Linked DNA regions of Homo sapiens: regions 2, 3, 4 and 5 are each linked to region 1. Evidence: chromatin contacts called from ENCODE Hi-C or POLR2A ChIA-PET data. All regions are on one chromosome and are shown on one strand. Each heading gives the region's core, a stretch centred on a gene start or an enhancer-like site at or near the end of the contact. The rest is flanking DNA. Distances are from core to core; before and after follow the strand shown.

Region 1 (3,618 bases), core at 432-2,931:
GCAGGGAGAAGAGTCAAGCCGAGGGGGGAGGAGGGTAAAGGAGGAACTGAGACTAAGGAAAACGGATAGAGAGTCCAGGACAGACTGGCAGGGGAGGCGGAGTGGGCACCATCTGCAGTCCATCGACAGGAACAAAATATTCTGCCCTGGGACAGGAAAACAAAGGAAATCAGTAGAAAACTATAGTCTTAAACTTAAGAGGAAAATATCTCTCCAGGCACATCTTGGAAAGTACAAGAGTTTCAAAAGACTAAAAAGAATGTGTCAAGCCAGGTGCACTGGGGGTAGTAGTTGTCGTCCCAGCTACTACAGAGGGGAGGTGGGAGGATCGCTTGAAGTGAGGAGTTCAAGTCTAGCCTGGGCAACATAGTGAAGCCTCATCTCTAAAAAATTGTTTTAAAAGAAAAAGAAACAATGCATTGGTCTGCCCATGTTACCTTAAGTCAAAGCTCAGGAAGGACAGTGGGTGACTCACAGTCTGTGCCAGTTCTCATGGCATGCAAGCTGTCACCAGGGGCCCCAGGAAAGCTGCTGGACAATCCTTACATGTGCGTGATTTCCAATCAGCCAGCCAGAATGCGGGGCCCCAGCCTCTGGCTGAAACCTTCCAGAAAAGCAAAAGATGAGAATGAACAAATGAAGTAGCTGGGTTACACACGACGTCTGAAGTGAGGCTTGCTCATCTCAGTTAGACAGCAGCAGGAGCTGGATCTGAGCGAAAACTGACGGCTGATCTCATACATGCAAACACCAAACACTGCAGAGGTTGTTTACAGAAAGTGAATTAGCATTCACAGGCTATGCCCCTGGGCAGCTTCACTATCCTGATCAAACTGTCCCCGTTCTTCTCAAATTCCACCACCACATGTGACAGGTGGAACGGGTGATGCTGGTTTTAAAATAAATGAGATAGACCACTCTTCCAGTAACTGCTAAGGCTGCAGGCCTGTGTGCACACACTAAAAACAATACAACACAGACACACACACGCGTGAAACTGACCAGTGATCAGAAGTAGAGTTTCCAGACGTTCCAAACATTACTTTGATAATTTTTAAGTGCACAGCAAAAAAAAAGTGTATCACTCTACATCTACATAATTACATACCAAAAAATGTTTCTATTAGAATTATTTGGCCCTTACAAGTGAAAGTACATTTTGCAAAGATAGGTGTCACTGAACTGCTAAAGCAATGTTAGCAGTCGCATTCATAATTCACAAGTGCAGTCTGAGAATATTTTCACAAACCTCTCCCTTGCCACCATTACCCTGTTGATTCTAACCAAGACCTAGGCGTGAACTCAGAAAATGCTGTTCTTTCACAAAGAGATTCCACATGAAAGGAGATCTAGCCTTCAGTCGACGTAAAAGATTTTCTACCTCACTGGAACATAAAATTGTAACTCTTAGTATTACTCTTACTCAGAATTCTGTTCATTTCAACTCTCTTCCTAGTCAGTGACTTGCCACCTCTGAGGCTGTGACTGAAACTGTAACTTACACTCGGAAGGCAGCTCCAAGGGTAGTGTGGGGACAGGACTCCAGGGATCTGCCCACGGGTCTGGCCAGGACTGCGGTGCTGGGCTTGCTTCAGAGCAGTTCCCTCTCCTCCACGGAGAAGCCATCGCCAGGCAGCGCCTGAGCGTGGAGGCCCTGCGGCAGCCTGCCTTCTGCCTAAGACGGTCACTATGCCAATTCAAAACAAAACAAAACATAACTGATTCCCAGCTGTGCCCAGTCCAAGCCCAAATCTGGAGAAGGCAGCCACCAGAGACCCTCGGAATCCTCCCGCCTCTGGACACCTGAGCCCCATGCCAGAAAGGAAAGGAAAGCCAAGCCCAGGGTTGGGTGCCTTCCTCAGCGGGCTGTGTCTGTTGTCCCCGAGACTGCTCCTGCCCACATCTGGCCACGGACCCAGTGCGAGGTACCAGGAGTTGTGCAGGAGGAATGAAGCCACGCCCTGCCCTCGAGGAGCTCCCAGGCTAGCTGTGAATGCAGGGCTGGAGGGCAGAGGGCTTATGCGGACTCTGTAGCAAAATGATCTTCTGTGTTCCTGGGTCCACAGGAAGAAGTCGGGGGAGCCCTAAAAACAAGCCCCGAAAAAGCCTTTGTTTTTAAGGTCTGGGCGAGTGCTACTCACTGTCCAAACTACAGAACAACCGTGTCAAGGAGCCCGCCATTCTTGCTAAAACACACGTTCACTGCCAGGCATCATCTAAGCTTCTGAGTCAGAATCTCTTGGGGTGGAGTCCAGGAATCCGTATTTTTAACAAGCTCCCCAGATAATGCTTAAACATATCGATGCTTAAAACCAGAGCTCTAAACCTAGATCGAGCAGATCCACGTGGGGGTGAGGAGGAGGCTGAGTGCTCAGGGGTGGGAGGAGAAGAGGGACCCACCCAGGGGAGGGCAAAGACCTCAGGAGTAGTGAGGAGGGGGCTGAGGAAGACCCCTGGAGGCCTGAGCTGTGTGCAGCAGAGTGGAGTCCCAGGGCCACCCCAACAGGAGATGACTTCAGCAGACCTTGAAGAAGATCTCAGCACCAGGCAAGCAGGACCCATGGCCAACGAAGCCCTGGGGAGTGGGGCCAGGTGTGACTGAGTGACAAGTCCTCGGAAACGTGCCTGGGGAGGACAGTCCCCAGATGACTGATATCAGCCACCCCATCTTTCTCAGTGAGTCAGGGATCAAAGGAGATTTATTTCTCAAGAAAAATGAAGAGATGTGGCACGCCTTGCTCCTGGGTGCATGGAGCTATTCATCCCTGTCACACGTTTTGACAAATTGCGATGAGCCCAGAAAAGGGCTCACCTGGGCAGCTGACATTTGTGCTGCAGGACAGAGAAAGCCATGCTCCAGGCAGCACAGTGGGAAGGGGGAGGGCTTCGAGTGTCCCCGGAGGAACTGAGTGAAATGGGGGCTGGAGACAGAGACCCCGTCCAGGCCACACAGGTAAGTTTGGCGTTGACCTTCAAAGCTACGCAGTGACAGGTCAGCCCTGCCACTAGGTGGTAAGGCGGTTCTCAGAACGAGGTCCTAGACCAGGAGTTTGGAAGGCGCAGGGAAGGATATGAGGAGGGGAGAGACGGCAGAGGCTGGAGGCAGGGCAGTCTGTTCAGAGGCTGTTGCAAAAGTCCAGGCAAGAAATGTTGAGAATTGAAGGCAGTGACCACAGCGGGAGGAAAGGAGCCATGTGGAAAACACTTAGAAGGTAGAATCACAGGCCTTGGCGACACAGTGGATGGATCAGGGAGCCAGGAGGGGGTCAGAACAGCACCAGGTTCTGGCTTGGGCAACTCAGCTTTAACTCAGGTAAAAGAAAAGAGAGAGCTCTTATATAATTTTACAGATCAATTTGCCAACGTCTTCCTCAACCTTGAAATACTGGAGTCTGTTTATAGGCCAGTTGCGAATCCTCCAGGTTCGGGAAGACTGTACTTGAAACGCTTTTATGAAACAGCACAGTTGTGAAATGCACCCATATGCTTTCTCCAGACACATTCTTCAACTACTCTTTTCAGCAATGCATCTCAGAAAGCTTCATCAACAAAATCAATCCAGATTCAGAATCCTGGAAGAAGGGAGAGGCTACGCAGAATCACCTCACACAGTCCAAA
Region 2 (3,618 bases), core at 827-3,326, 320 kb before region 1:
TTCTGGATTCCAGATGCAGGGTGTTCCAGAAGTCTAAAATAAAGAAATTGTTGGCAATGTAGAGAAACAGCCATCCAATTTATATGAAAGAGATTCAAGATCAGCTACCGGCTATTACTACATAAACTTATTTGAGGACTAACTTTTCAAGATTGAAAGTGACCTCCCCCCTTTTTGTAGACATTCTAAAGCTAAGGAAATAAACAAAGGATTGGATACCAGTAAGCAGGATTATGAATGAGCAAAGGCTCAATCATAAACAACAGTCCTGAAGATTGGAGAAAAATAGCCCCACTGGGACAGTGGCCCAGAAGGGATCAGAGGACCCATAAGTCTATGCAAGGCCCAGCCATCCAAGAGAGAGGTTAGTCTGCAAAACCTACTATCATGTGTCTATTGGAGGTGGGAAAGAGGTCTGCCTTATAAGGAAAAGCAAGTAATTGAAATTGTCTAAGCCTGTATGTCTTGAAGATTCCACCCTATGAAACGAAGTGTGGACGTTGGAATAAGCAGGTCTTCCACTCAGCGGGCATGCAGGCTGAGGGTGACTGGGGTCCTTTCTGTGAGGGAATCTGACAGGTCGACTGTTCTCGGTAAAGACCAAGGCAGGGTGTTTCTGGGATTCCCTGCTTCTAGCACAGTACCTGGCATCTGGTAAGGGCTCAATATTTACAAACTAAATGAGAGTGAGACTGTCTAACATGGAGAGAGTTCTGGAATGCAATGCCTAGGGCAGGGGTTCTCAAAGTGTGGTTGCTAGAACAGCAGCATCAGCATCACCTGGGAACCTGTTAGAAATGCAAATTTTCAGGTCCACCCAGATCTACTGGGAGCTCTGGGCATGAGGCCAGCAGTCTGGGTTTTACAGAGCCATCTAGGAGATTCTGATGTATGTTAGAGTTTGAGAACCCTCTGACCCAAGGAAGCGGTGGTGTTTCAAGAGTGGAAACCTCCAAAAAGAAAATGAATAAACATATAATATTTTCATATTGCCAGCTTCCTAGGCAATCTGATTTCTCTGGGTCTCTGACTCCCATGACTTGGAACTCCCAACCCCTTTTTTCTTTGCAAGTAGATACAGTGTGATGTTACAGGGGTGCATACACATACTGATCCCCCCTATTTTTTTTTCCTTTTTTTTTTTTTTTTAGATTCAGAGTCTCACTCTGTCACCCAGGCTGGCTGCGACCTCTGCCTCCCAGGGTCAAGGGTTTCTCCCAACTCAGCCTCCTGATATGTGGGATTACAGGTGTGCGCCACCATGCCTGGCTAATTTTTGTATTTTTGTAGAGACGGGATTTTGCCATGTTGGCCAGGCTGGGGTCTCAAACTTCTGACCTTAAGTGATCTGCCTACCTTGGCCTCTCAACGATTCCCCCCTGATTTTTAAGGTATCCAGATTGTTTTGAGATTGACTTGCCTTAAAGTCAGAGATCCTTGTATATATGGATGTGTGTCTGTTTCAGGGCTCCTAGGCTCTTCTCACAATGGCACAGCGACTGTCATAATCTGACTTCACTTGGTTGGCAGGGGAAAGGTAAAATGGTAGCTGTGACTCAGAGCCCTCAGAGCCCTTCTCAGTTTCTATTCTTTTTTTTTTTTTTTGAGACAGAGTCTTGCTCTGTCACCCAGGCTGAAGTGCAGTGGCACGACCTCAACTCACTGCAACCTCCGCCTCCCGGGTTCAAGCAGTTCTCTCTCCTCAGCCTCCCAGTAGCTGGGATTACAGACGCCTGCCACCACGCCCGGCTAATTTTTGTATTTTTAGTAGAGACGGGGTTTTGCCATGTTGGCCAGGCTGGTCTAGAACTCCTGACCTCAAGTGAGCTGCCTGCCTTGTCCTCCCAAAATGCTGGGTTACAGGTGTGAGCCACCATGCCCCGCCCTCAGTTTCTATTCTTTACTAGGTATTTTTTCAACATCTAGGTTGCAGTAATTTTAGCCTCAAGGAGTCTGCCATATCTTCAACTTTCATTCACTCCAGTGCTTCAGCTGTGTGACATTAGCTAGCTTGTGCATCACGAAATATTTTTGATCTGTTTCTTTAAGGGAGAAAGTAGGGGAAATCTGAAGGTTTGATGGACAAGTTCATTTAAGAGGAAGTAAGTTTGCAGATATTAGCTAACTTTCAGTTCTCCTATTTAATTTGCTCCCCTGGCTTGGTTCAATATTGAAATATATATATTCTTTCCAACACAGAGCTTATTATTCTGTAATATATTACCAGGAATCAGCAATCTCCACACAACGCCAGTTTGTGTTCAGTAAGAGGTATTTTGGTTGATGTAGCAATTGTGCTTACATTTGGAGAAAATCTGGAAAAGCAGTTGTCTGTATCAGTAAAATTCATCACTAAAATTAAATGCTTTAATTTTCCTAATGGGCTTGAAAGGGGGAGTGGGAAACCAAATGTGCTTTGAAAAGATAATCTCCTGGAAGAGGAAGTCTGTATGAAGGCTTAATCAAATCTGGGGCAGAAGTTATGTTGCCAAAATTACTAATCATCAGAATGACCCTGCTTGCTCATTAGTGCATTAATAAGTGTGGCCACCCTTCACCTGAGCAGGCTGCTAATCTCCACGGTCAGGCATAATCCATTTCTTCTCCTCTCTCTTCACCTCAATATTAATGGCTTAGCAAAGACCCCTTTAAAAAAACAGAACCCAGAAGGCACTGTTATTTATCACCGAAGATAAATTCATGCAGCTTACAGTATTCATGCCAGAATAAAGAGAGCCAGTAACAGATTTGTTCCTGATGCATTAGAAATGAGCCCCAGTGACAAACTCCTGCTCTCTCCCCAGCAAAGCTGATGTATTGACTAGACAGGTAGATATGAGCTACTCAGGCTGTCTGGGTGCTATGGAAATCATGTCGAGTGCATTTGACCATCGGCAATGGGGCCAGACACGCATGAGGCTCATTCTTATTCCAGCCAGGGAAAAGGCCTCGTCTGCATTTGCCTTTTGCTGAAAGGCTGCCATATTTGTCAGCTCAGACGCGTGTAAGATAAGCTCTGTCCTCGTTATCTAATATTTCACCAGGCAGTGGAACCGAAGGATAAGGACACCCTAATTGCCTACGTGGGCAGCAAAGCTTGAGTGCTGTCAGGCCCAGCACGAAGCCTGGAGCCTGGACAAGAGGAAGTTTACCGCAGAAGTTAATCACTTCATTTGGAAGGAAAGCCCTGAAGGATTTGGACAATTATGGTTTATCCTGGTTCTACAGTGTATCAGGAGACAGATCCAAAGTTCTCACTGCAGAATAATCTTCAGACAACTTGCCTTTCTTCCCCACAGCACACTCTTAACTTAAATTTACCCTAGGATTAAGCACAATAAGAAGTGGTAATATGGAATTATTTGTGCACAGTTAACAAGAAATGAGTATGAGAAAAGACAGGTTTTGTAGCCATCCCTCCACCGAGCCATCCTATGATTCCTCCATTGGCTAAGTCTTCCTGGGCGCCAGGTGCAGTGCTAGTCACCGAGGGGAACAACACGGATGAGCTCCTGTTCTCAGACAAGCTGGAAGTGTCTGGGAAGGAAGAGGAGACAGATAGCAGATAGCTACAAACCAGCTGGGCAGGGCTATCACAGAATCATCACAGCTCAGCTC
Region 3 (3,618 bases), core at 644-3,143, 320 kb after region 1:
GGATGGGGTGGCGGAACAGGGTGCTCTTGGGTACAGAGTTTCAGTTTAGGATGATGAAAAGGTTCTGGAGATGGGCAGGGGCGACGCTGCACAAAAATGTGAATGCTGTGCTCTATGCCACTGAATTCTACACTTTAAAACGGTTAACGTGGGCCGGGCGCGGTGGCTCACGCCCGTAATCCTAGCACTTTGGGAGGCCGAGGTGGGCGGATCACGAGGTCAGGAGATAGAGACCATCCTGGCTAACATGGTGAAACCCTGTCTCTACTAAAAAATACAAAAAATTAGCCGGGCGTGGTGGCGGGCGCCTGTAGTCCCAGCTACTTGGGAGGCTGAGGCAGGAGAATGGCGTGAACCCGGGAGGCGGAGCTTGCAGTGAGCCAAGATTGCGCCACCCCACTCCAGCCTGGGTGACAGAGCAAGACTCCGTCTCAAAAAAAAAAAAAAAAAAAAAAAAAAAACGGTTAACGTAGTTTATTACAACAAAAATAAACTTGTTTTAAAAAAGAAACTACATCTTTTAAAAATTGCAACACTATTTATAAAAAGTTTATCTTTGAGAGATCACTGGTATCAAACTCGAATGTGAAAAAGGATAAACTATCCTTCAGATTTCCAGTTACTCTGGAGTTGTCGAGAACCAAATAATCCGCACTCCAGCTTTCATTCATCCTGCAACACATCTGGGAGGTTCCTAAATCTCATGTAGCATCCCCACATTAGAAATTCTGCTTGTAGGCCGGGCGCGGTGGCTCACGCCTGTAATCCCAGCACTTTGGGAGGCCGAGGCGCCGAGGCGGGTGGATCACGAGGTCAGGAGTTCGAGACCAGCCTGGCCCACATGGTGAAACTCTGTCTCTACTAAAAAATACAAAAAAAAAAAAAGATTAGCCGGGGGTGGTGGCGTGCACCTGTAATCCCTGCTACTTGGGAGGCTGGGGCAGGATAATCGCCTGAAAGCGGGAGGCGGACGTTGCAGTGAGCCGAGATCGTGCCATTGCACTCCAGCCTGGGTGACAGAGTGAGACTCGGTCTCAAAAAAAAAAAAAAAAAAAGAAAAGAAATTCTGCTTGTCGGAAGTGTCTACAGACGTTTACGGGAACTTCAAGAAACAAACCCTCCGATTCCTGGGCAGCAAGCAGGGAAATCATTGGATGTAAATGGTTTGTATTTTTCTTCCTCGGCGTAACAAAGTGAGCTTCTGCTCTGAACCCACGGAGAAAACCATGTGCCCTGGTGAGAGAACACCGGCGGGGCACAGAACTCGACGCAGCGCCAGCCAGGCAAAGTCTCCCACCAGGTCCCACTGCAGGTCGTCGGGTGAACAGCGCGGGCAAGACCCACGACGCCGAGGCTGACGGTGGGATGCCCCTGGGTTCCCGCCCGCAGCCCCGGCAGCGCGGCCTGGGAGAGGGCCCGGCGTACCCTGCGGGCGGGAGCGCGCACGTGGCACCAGCTGCGCAGGCGCACGGGAGGGCGGCCCGCGAGGCCGCCGTGACCCCACAATACGCGGGCGGGGAGGGCTTCCGCTCAGTCCAGCCAGGGCTCGCCCGCCACCCCACAGCTTCCAGCGGCGTCACTGAACCAAGACACAGCCCCGTTCCCCGCGCCGCCCACCCACTCCCCTTCCTTCCTTCCGGGGTCGGCCCCGCCCGCAAGCGCCGCGCGCACCTTAACGCTCTGATCGCTGGAGCAGGTTGCCATCCGCCGCCCGTGGAAGTCGAAAGAGACATCGTGGATGAGATCCTTGTGGTCCGCCGCGATGCTGCGAGCCACAAACATGGTTTCCGTCGGGCCCGCGCCTCCGAAGAGGACAGTGGCGGCGGCAGCGGCGGCGGCGCGTGGCCCGTAGCCTAGCCAGACCTCGCAGCCCGGGAGCGCACGGCTTGTGCTGCCCACGCCCCCGCACCGCCCCTGCCTATCAAGCCCCGCCCACACACCCTCCGGTCCTTCAAGCCCCGCCCCACCCACCGGCCCGTCAGGCCCCACACAGTCCCCTGGCCCCTCAAGCCCTGCCCACGCCCCGGCCCGTCATGACTCGCCCCACCTTCCGGTCCCTCAAGCCCCGCCCCGCCCCCAGGCCCGTCAAGCCCCGCCTACCCTCCCACCAGAGCCGTCATGCCTCGCCCCACCCTCCCGCCCCCTCAAGCCCCGCCCTGTTCCCGGCTCGTCAATCCTCGTCCCGCCCCCGGCCCGTCATGCCCTACGATCCTGGTGCGGGTTCCTCCAGGCTCTGACCGTTCGGCGGCGGAGGGTGCTCTGCAAAAGGCGAGTTACCTGTGCTGAGAAGTAGTAAGAGCTTATTGGTATACTGTGCAAATGAAGAAAGATGAAAAAGTGAAGACTGCCTCTCACGGTCCTCGGCCCTGAATCATTTAAGTCGACGTTTGGATGTGTTTCCCCCCAGACACATGCGAGGCGCGCGGAGCAGGTGGAGAAGACGAACCGTGGGTTTGGTCAGGAGCCGCGCTCCGTCGGGACGGCTGAAGAGCAGGGAGGGCCGGGGAGACGCCTGAGGGGATGACAAGCAGTCCAGGCTCGGCAGCCTAAGAGCGAAGGCTGGACGGGGAGGAAAGGATCAGAAGTAGTAGTTTAAATGTGTCAAGATTTTACAGGTAGAACAGGCCTGGGGGTGCTAGGAGCCACCACGGGGGTAGGGAAATAGTATGAATTAGAAGAGTCCGCCTGTAGAAACGTGTCATCCCGGGGGAAGGAAGCGGCCGGGGAAGTGGGCTGCTTGCTACCCGGGAGCCAGAGTCCTCCGGGGAAAAGGAAGTGAAGAGGGCCAGAGCCCCTGGGAAGAGGCCTGGCTCAGATCAAGGATTCTGCCAAAACCGGAAAGTGGAGGAGCCAACGACTCGGGGGGTTTTGCTTATCAGGAAAAGGCATTCTAGAGGGCGTAGTGGTAAAGTTAGGATGGGAGACAGTGGAAGCTTGCGTCAGGGGAGCGAAAGTACAGAAAAAAAAAAAATGAGGCTGCAGAAGGGACTTGCCCTTTGGATTTTGGCCAGGAATGACAAAAATGTGAGGTATGGTAAAATTAGCAGGCTGGAAAGTTTTTTAAATGATTAGTCCCAGCTGTCCCCTGATGGATTGCACAGAAACCTGCAAAGAGAAGTGGCGCAATGACCTGACCTTTTTCAACCATAAATAAGATTTTATTGCTACTTTAAGAGGTGGGCCCCACCTCTTATGATAACTGATAACAACTATAACTTTTTTGAAGGTCAAAGACACTCATTTCCAAAGAAAGTGCTCACTATAAAAGTCCAATCAAAATATATTGATTATTATAAAAATATCAAAACAGTTTAAAAATTGTTTTAATTAAATTTAAATACAGACAGTAAACAGATCATTGGTTGCCAGAGATTATCAGAGTGGGAGTGAAGTGTTGAATTAGGTGAAACAGTGGATTTTTTAAAATAGACTTTAGTTTTTAGAACACTTTCAGGTTCACAGCAAAATTGAGCAGAAAATAGAGTTCCCGTATGTACCCCTACTGTCACACATGCACAGCATCCTCCACTGTCAACATCCCATACCAAAGTGGTACCTTTGTTATGATCAGTGAACCTACATTGACACATCATTATCACCCAAAATTCAGAGTTTGCA
Region 4 (3,618 bases), core at 286-2,785, 300 kb before region 1:
CTCTAGTGTCTGCTATGAAAGTATGACATCATCTAAAACAAGCATCTCAGTATTGGATTAGTGTCACAACTTCTCTTAGCTTCTTATAATCATTTTTTTTTTCAAATGATGTAGTTGCTCGTGTAATCCACTAATATCAACTCATTCATAAAATGTTTATTCATGGGGTGCCTACAAACATCACATTGGGTAGAGGGTGCAGGTGAGAGGAGCCAACATCCTTCATGACCAAGGGATTGGTGAAGGTGGGGTATGAGGGTCTTTCCCTGAGCCCTTCAAGATGACCATGCTGACTAGATGTGAACACACTTCCTGGATAGACGCACGCTTGGCTATGTTATAAATTTAAATAACTTGATAAGGTAAGAGACAGGAAGACCTGAAACCTACACTCAGCAGGCCTCTAACCACGGGGTCTGTCTACTGTGATACAGAGACCCTAAATTATAACGAAGGCCACAGGTCCTGATGTGGGGCGTGAAGTGCACTCGTTTTTATTCTGCCTTCCCTTTCTTCCTTAGCAAGACTGGAACCTTGTCCAGTTCCTCCTGCAGCTGGTGTGGCCTTACGGTGAGGTTCTGGCCAGGAGACAGTGGCAGAAGCGGTGTGTGGGACTTCTGGGAAGGGTCTTTAAAGGAAGGAGGCATGTATCATTTTGGACTTCAGTTCTTCTTCCATGGTCCAGACTGCAGTGTGAGTGTCCTGGCTGGAGTTCCAGCAGCCATTCTAGACCATGAAACAACCTCAGAGCTGGACACTAAGTGCTGGGAGAGTGGGGCCGAAAGAGATAACCTGGATCCTCGAGGACTTAGTGGGGCCCCTATACCAGCCCCATGCTGCCTTCTGCAAACTTGTTTTTTTCTTTTTTTTTTTTTTGTAAACGGAGTCTCACTCTGTCACCCAGGCTGGAGTGCAGTGGCATGATCTTGGCTCACTGCAACCTCCACCTCCCAGGTTCAAGTGATTCTCCTGCCTCAGCCTCCTGAGTAGCTGGGACTGCAGGCACACATCACCACACCTGTCTAATATTTGTGTTTTTAGTAGAGACAGGTTTCGCCATGTTGGCTAGGCTGGTCTCGAACTCCTGACCTCAGGTGATCCCCCCACCCCCCACCTCCTCGGCCTCCCAAAGTGCTGGGATTACAGGTGTGAGCCACAGTGCCCGGCCAAACTTGTTTCTAATGTGAGGCAATAACTGCTTGTGGGTTGAAGGCACGATGACCAGATGTCTGTGACTCACAATTCCTAACAGTGACACCCACTATAACAAAAAATCCACAGCGTTAATACTTTCATTATTTCCAATAAGCCAAGACATGTCCAAACTAGAGTTTATAGGGTAGAGTTTAAATGATGACACCATTATCACTGTGTCACTCTATTTTTAAAATAAGCAAATATTCTATTTTTTTTTTTTTAACAAAAAAAGTTCTCATAGCTCAATTTTCAAAAGGGAACTTTCTCTATTTTACCAACGTCACAATTATGACCTGTCAGATGAATGGAAACCAGCAGGGGAAGTTCATTTGCATTCAGGGGAAAGAGAAAAGCAGTTTAGAGAGAACTCTTGGTTTTGTGCTAATAGTCTCAGATCTTCAGAGAAGTTCAGTGCTGAGAAAATGTTTTTAAGAGCCTCAAACAGCTTGAGGGTGTTTAATTTTACTTAGGCAGCTGGGTCTTCTGCAAAAGCGTAACTCCTGGGGGGCTGCAGCGGCGGGGGGTGGTGACAGTGCGTTTGCAGGCAGGCCCTACGGCAGCAGGCCTCAGGAACTGAAGCCGAGCAGCATTAGCTATAAAGAGCTCCCAGGTCAACAAGCCCCTCATCTCTGCCTTCAGTCCAGCTACTCCAGGAATCTGAAGCAATCCAGACACTGTTAGATTAGGAAGACGCAAGGTACTTGTGTTTCTTCCCTACGTGTGTGTATTTGTCTTTCTTAGCAGCGCCCCTGGACTCTTAGGGTACCCACAAAAGCACATGCACGTCATAGTTAAACTAGTGAAGCTGGGAGGCAGGGGGAAATGATTAATATTGACCAAGGCAAACCAGAGCAACCCACGATGAGGATGAGGTCAGTGACACGGGAACAAGTCTGCGTGCACTGGCAGGGCTGCTTCCCCCCTGGGCCAGGCGCGGCTTGGTTCTAGGCTCTTTCACACACGCTGTGTGACTCCAGGCCAGGCTGCACCAGGCTGGGCTTCGCTTCCCCATCAGCTCAGCAGGACCCTCTCCTCACAGGGACACTGAGTCCATTGAATTTCTAGCACAGTATTCAGCACAAAGCAGAAGTTCAACAAGTCTAAATGATTTTCCACTTTCCATGCTACTCTAATACCCTTTGGGCAGATGTTTGTAAGTAAACCTATACATATTTAAATCCTCTCTTTTTGGGGGACTGTGGGGAGAACCCATGTGTCAAGGATAAAGACATAAAGCCATAGTATAGCACCACATCAATTATTTCCACTGGGCCAAGAGACACCTGCTGTCATTTAATATAAGGCATACTCTTGGCTGGGCGCAGCGTCTCGTGCCTGTAATCCCACCGCTTTGGGAGGCCAAGGCGGGTGGATCATGAGGTCAAGAGATCGAGACCATCTTGGCCAACATGGTGAAACCCCGTCTCTACTAAAAATACAAAGATCAGCCGGGCGTGGTGGCAGGCGCCTGTAGTCCCAGCTACTCGAGAGGCTGAGGCAGGAGAATCACTTGAACCCAGGAGGTGGAGGTTGCAATGAGCTAAGATTGCGCCACTGCACTCCAGCCTGGCAACAGAGCGAGACTCTGTCTCAAAAAAAAAAAAAAGTCTAAGGCATGCTCTTTATTGAAAATATAAGAAAACTCATGCCCGTTGTGCTGAACAGAGATGGGTGTTGGCTTCTCCTCCAGGACAGACTGACCTTCCAGAGACAGGAACAGGAGCCAAGGGATAGCTTACTGTCCTGGCTCAGTGCCCTTTCCCCTACTATCTCCCCAGCACTGACGGGGGTCTCATTGGCTGCCCGTTAGTCTTGTCATCAAGTCCCACCAAGCGGATGTAACTGTAACCATGTTAGACACCTGCCCTCTCTACCAGACACCACAGCCCCAGGAGCAGGGGCTGGGAGGGAGCATTTCTGTGTCCCCACTATGAGATGATGCGGGTCCCAGAGAAAATTCATGGCCCAGGCTTGTTGGACTGAACGAATGGACGAATGGCGTGCCTTGGAGCAGCAGCTCGGCTTGTGTTTAATGCCACATGGGACATCATCGTCACAGTCTTCAGAGCCACGTTTGATCAACGCTGATGGAATTCTTCCTTTGAATATCAACACAAACTCCTTAAGGCCCCGTCCAAAATGTGCGACCCCGCAAGCATGGAGGAGCTCTGTCCTAGAGGCTACAAAACACAAATCCCAATTCCCCTCCACACACAAAGTGAGGTGCAGGTACAGAGCTCTGCCACCATTGAGCACACCCATCTCCTTCCCATGGCAGAGAAAGGTTATGCTCACGGCATGAGCCACAATAGAACCCTTTTGTCTGTCTGCTTGTTGACAGGGGCACGAGAAAGGAGAAAAGAATGGGCATTTCAGTACAGCTGGGCTGGCTCGTTCCACAGCCCAAGACAAGCGCCAGGA
Region 5 (3,618 bases), core at 405-2,904, 280 kb after region 1:
TACTAAGTTATTCATTCATATACAGACATGTAAACTATTAAAATTTATAGAAAACTCTTCAACAGTTGTCCCTATTTAGAAGGGCCTAATCCAAAGAAAACTCAGAAATTATGCAAAGGTCATTCATGCAACATTCATTATCAAACACAAACCATGAAGAACCCTCTACTTGGCACCAAGAATGCAAAGATAAATAAGGCAGCTCCCCTCAGGGAGCTGACAATCCCTGTCAACTACGATAGTGTTAAGTGCTTCAACAGAGCTTTGCTAAGGGTGCAAAGGTAACAAAACCCACGGGAAGATTCCTCAAGATGTAACCTAATACCTAGTCTCTTCTCCAGAAAAGATTACACTTGTAAACCATTCATGGACATAACACATTCCTAAAGGAAATTTCCTTTAATTTCTCACATTATTGCATTACCCACCCCTCCTCCATCATCTCAAGTGAAGACAATATTTTTCTTCTATCCTATTTGAACTGAGTGGCTATATTTGCAATTTCTCTTGCTATTTCCTTAAAGTAGTGACCTCAAATTTCACATCTGGACTCACTAATTACATTCCTAGGTACATAAAAGATTACTGACTATAGTCATTAATCGTAGGTCTATGTATACAATTAAACACATTTAAAAGCACACGCCGTGGAACCCAAAGCCGAGTCAAACTTCCCCAAAACTCATCATTTACTCTTGGCACTTTAAGATATACTTTAAAACTAGGTAGGCATTTGGTATATTATTGTTCAAGGCTTGCCGTTTTTGCCTAGAAAACTGAAATTTGGAGAAAAAGTTGATTTTGGAGCAGTAAAAACGCCAGTCGAATGACCTCAAAATAGTAAGAGCAAATGGAAATATGGTCATATAAACAGCTGTTCTCCAAACGACTGACTTGAAGAGGTCCTCATGTTTTACTAAACAAACTCTGAAAGTAACAGCAAAGTAAAAGTAGAGTGTATTAACATTCGTCTCATTTCACGTTCTGTTGATAATGAAATCATAGGCAAGGAATGTAGGTAAACTATTAGGAATAAATGAACGCAACCTAGCAGAAACCAAATCAAGTGAGTAAACGGAAGACAAGGGCATTAAGTTAAGTTAACAAGGTTACTTCCTGGGTCAGAATTTTAAACAAAAAGGAGGAACAGAACCGCCCATCACAGGGCACATAAAGGAAACATCACCGGTCACTTCACAAGCACACTGCAAGAAACTCCAGAGGGTAGCACGGAGAGGGCCTGTCCCTCAAGAGGTGGAAGTCCCCAGACAAGAGGGGAGGAAAGAAGGACGTGATCCCCTAACAGTCTGTCTCATCACGCCCGGCCAAAGCCCGATGACACAGAGGCGTGCAATTAATCCCAACCAGGCGGAGCTCAGCTCAGAGGCTGCGCCAGGCGCAGAGGCGCGGGAAGCGCGGCAGTCCCCTTGCTCGCGCCCTGAGGCCGCCCCACAGCCTGCGCCCCCACCCGGCCCAACCGTCACTGTCCCGTCGGTCCGGCAGCCGAAACGTAGGCCAAAGGTGCATGCGTCTGCCTCCCGCCTAGGCGCAGGCCGAGGCACCAGCGTCCCCCCTCACCGAGCCCGCGTCCCCGACTTCGGAGGGCAGTGTGCAGCGGGAAAGTCCACGGACTGAAGAGGTGTCCCAGGGCACTGCAAGTGCGCGTGCGCGTGGCCCCCGCACCGGCTGGAGCCCGGAACGGCCGTACCGCGCCCGCCTCTGGTTTACGTCTGTTCGCGGCACCAGGCAAGGGGAGGAGACTGAGCTGGCTTTTGATTGGACAGCGGGAAGACATGGGGCGGGAAGAAGCCCGGTGATTGGTGGGGACAGCGCGTTCCTGGATTTGAAGCGAGGAAGCCGCGCGCCCTGCGAGTCCGGAGGAGGAAATGGAGCTCTGCGCTGCGTGGGACCCGGGGGACGGCTCCCGTTGGCGCCGCCTTCAAGGTCTTGGCGAATTTGAAAATAATGCTTACTTTATTCAGTTTGGGTCTCCAGGGCACCGCCAGTCACTCTATGCGCAAAGAAGTATCCCCCGCCAACAAATCCCCCCCGATAGGTTTCGTCCTTCCGTGGGCAGATGCAGACCTTTCCTGTTGGTAGGCGCTGAAAGGCGTCAGGTTTCACCTTCAATCAGCTAATTCCTCGGGATCCAAGTTTCATGACATTTCGCCACATCTAGTCGCCTCTTTGTGACAGAGTAGGCTTTGTCTCGATTGCTTCCTACTTTTCTCCATCCTTCTTAGGCCACAAAACCCATCACCGCCATCTGCTCGGCACAGGCCCTTAACTACTTCACTGAGACCATGCCTTTCACTCAAAATGTATCTCAGTCTTTTTCAGTAAGGTCCCTTATCTCAAAATTTATTCCATATAGTCACAGAGGGAAAAGAGTCCCTCTTTTCCAAAGCTAACTCCTTAACTTCGTTCAAGTTACTGAAAGATGTCCGGCGCACCTTGGAGGAAAGAAGAGGGAAAACGCAAAGTTTAGAAGTCCCTAGACCTGAGGTTACTTGGTGGGGAAAGACGTCTGTTTACTTGACCACTTTCTACCTCCTGCAAACATGGCTCACCTGTCATTCTTGGATATCCTCTCCACTGGTTTCCTTCTCTCTGCCTACAAAAATGCAGCACCTCTCTACCCAAACACACACACCACACACCCATACACCACACACACCACTCACACCACAAACCACACACACCCACATATGCACCACACACACGTGTGTGACACGTATACACACATCCATACACAACACACACCCACATACACATCACCCACACACCACACACACCCTCCACACACAAACACCACTCAAACCACACACCCACACACACCCCTTCCTTGATTCTGTTTCATCACCTAATGACCATTCTTGTTTCCTTCCCTTAATGGTCTCCACTTTTTTTTCCATAGAGGAAGCCAGGCTTCCACTTTTTACACCTTATTTTGACGCATTTCATGGTGTCTAGCTGGGTCCTTAAAACTTTATCAGGAATAGACTCCTAATTGTCAAACTCAGTGATATCTCCACAGTTCGACACCTCTTCTTGGAACCCTGCAGCCTTGGTATTTGCAAAGAGTAATTACCTTTATTCTACCTTTGTCCACACTCAGTGAGCAAAGATAAATGCAGAAAATCTCAAGATTTTCTGAATCCCAAAAAAGTAAGCCAAATGCTCAGCCCTAGAGCTGACCTCTCTTAACCTCTTTTTCTACAAAGCGGTCACACATTGGAGGTGAACTGCTTAAATGTGTCTACAGGTTCCGGACTGTCACTCACACCAGATCCTTGTTAATAAATGTCCTTCCTCCATAAATATCCTCAAGTCACCACAGCACTCCCCACAACACTCAGTAACCTGATAGGACTCTATTAACAGAGATCTCTGATTCAGAGTCTCGGCAGCAGGAGAGCCTGGACTCTGACGCCAGGCTGCCTGGATCTGAATCCTGGCTCTACCTCCCTCTTCCAAACTGTGTAGCCTTGGGCAAGTAGCTTTAACCAGCCGGTTTCCTTGTCTGTAAAGTGGGGATAATTAAAGCGCTTGCCTCAGAGGCTTACTGTGAGGATTTAAAGCTACTTCTGTAAGGTATCTAGAAAAATAATGGCCCAT

The links. A loop is a pair of places that touch in the nucleus more often than their neighbours do. ChIA-PET counts read pairs that join two places held with the same protein, here RNA polymerase II (POLR2A). Pooled maps may share reads with other maps.
Region 2: a loop to region 1 is called in a pooled map, with 2.5 times the contacts of the local background. The contact joins two enhancer-like sites. A Hi-C loop is called at or near these places in 3 of 50 pooled maps. POLR2A ChIA-PET finds 5 or more read pairs at or near these places in 2 of 52 experiments (GM12878 and T-cell).
Region 3: a loop to region 1 is called in a pooled map, with 10 times the contacts of the local background. The contact joins the promoter of SEH1L here to the enhancer-like site in region 1. A Hi-C loop is called at or near these places in 4 of 50 pooled maps. POLR2A ChIA-PET finds 5 or more read pairs at or near these places in 2 of 52 experiments (Caco-2 and WTC11).
Region 4: a loop to region 1 is called in a pooled map, with 4 times the contacts of the local background. The contact joins two enhancer-like sites. A Hi-C loop is called at or near these places in 10 of 50 pooled maps. POLR2A ChIA-PET finds 5 or more read pairs at or near these places in 6 of 52 experiments (GM12878, HEK293, T-cell and 3 more).
Region 5: a map of prostate gland shows a loop between it and region 1 (4-fold over the local background). The contact joins the promoter of CEP192 here to the enhancer-like site in region 1. A Hi-C loop is called at or near these places in 2 of 168 maps with a recorded cell type or tissue (chondrocyte and prostate gland) and 5 of 50 pooled maps.

The regions. Positions count from the first base shown.
Region 1 is chr18:13,264,679-13,268,296 of GRCh38, reverse strand. The region is part of intron 1 of LDLRAD4 (low density lipoprotein receptor class A domain containing 4); the gene reads right to left. Among named protein-coding and RNA genes, the nearest start is that of C18orf15, 27 kb to the right of the region's middle. RefSeq lists an enhancer at 1,824-2,386. Within about 2 kb of position 1,681, at least 13 of the 41 ENCODE cell types and tissues checked have a DNase peak (open chromatin) inside an H3K27ac peak, as active enhancers do.
Region 2 is chr18:13,584,394-13,588,011 of GRCh38, reverse strand. The region is part of intron 4 of LDLRAD4 (low density lipoprotein receptor class A domain containing 4); the gene reads right to left. Among named protein-coding and RNA genes, the nearest start is that of MIR4526, 25 kb to the left of the region's middle. Within about 2 kb of position 2,076, at least 3 of the 41 ENCODE cell types and tissues checked have a DNase peak (open chromatin) inside an H3K27ac peak, as active enhancers do.
Region 3 is chr18:12,946,286-12,949,903 of GRCh38, reverse strand. SEH1L (SEH1 like nucleoporin) reads right to left here and starts at 1,893. Exons shown (of 9, transcript NM_001013437.2): 1 at 1,672-1,893. The coding sequence starts at 1,782. RefSeq lists an enhancer at 713-1,314 and silencers at 1,246-1,345, 1,356-1,705, 1,746-2,195.
Region 4 is chr18:13,565,553-13,569,170 of GRCh38, reverse strand. The region is part of intron 4 of LDLRAD4 (low density lipoprotein receptor class A domain containing 4); the gene reads right to left. Among named protein-coding and RNA genes, the nearest start is that of MIR4526, 44 kb to the left of the region's middle. RefSeq lists enhancers at 45-194, 2,215-2,294, 1,876-2,503. Within about 2 kb of position 1,535, at least 19 of the 41 ENCODE cell types and tissues checked have a DNase peak (open chromatin) inside an H3K27ac peak, as active enhancers do.
Region 5 is chr18:12,989,398-12,993,015 of GRCh38, reverse strand. It overlaps CEP192 (centrosomal protein 192), which reads right to left and starts at 1,654. Exons shown (of 45, transcript NM_032142.4): 1 at 1,579-1,654. RefSeq lists a silencer at 1,393-1,472 and enhancers at 1,953-2,332, 2,723-3,335.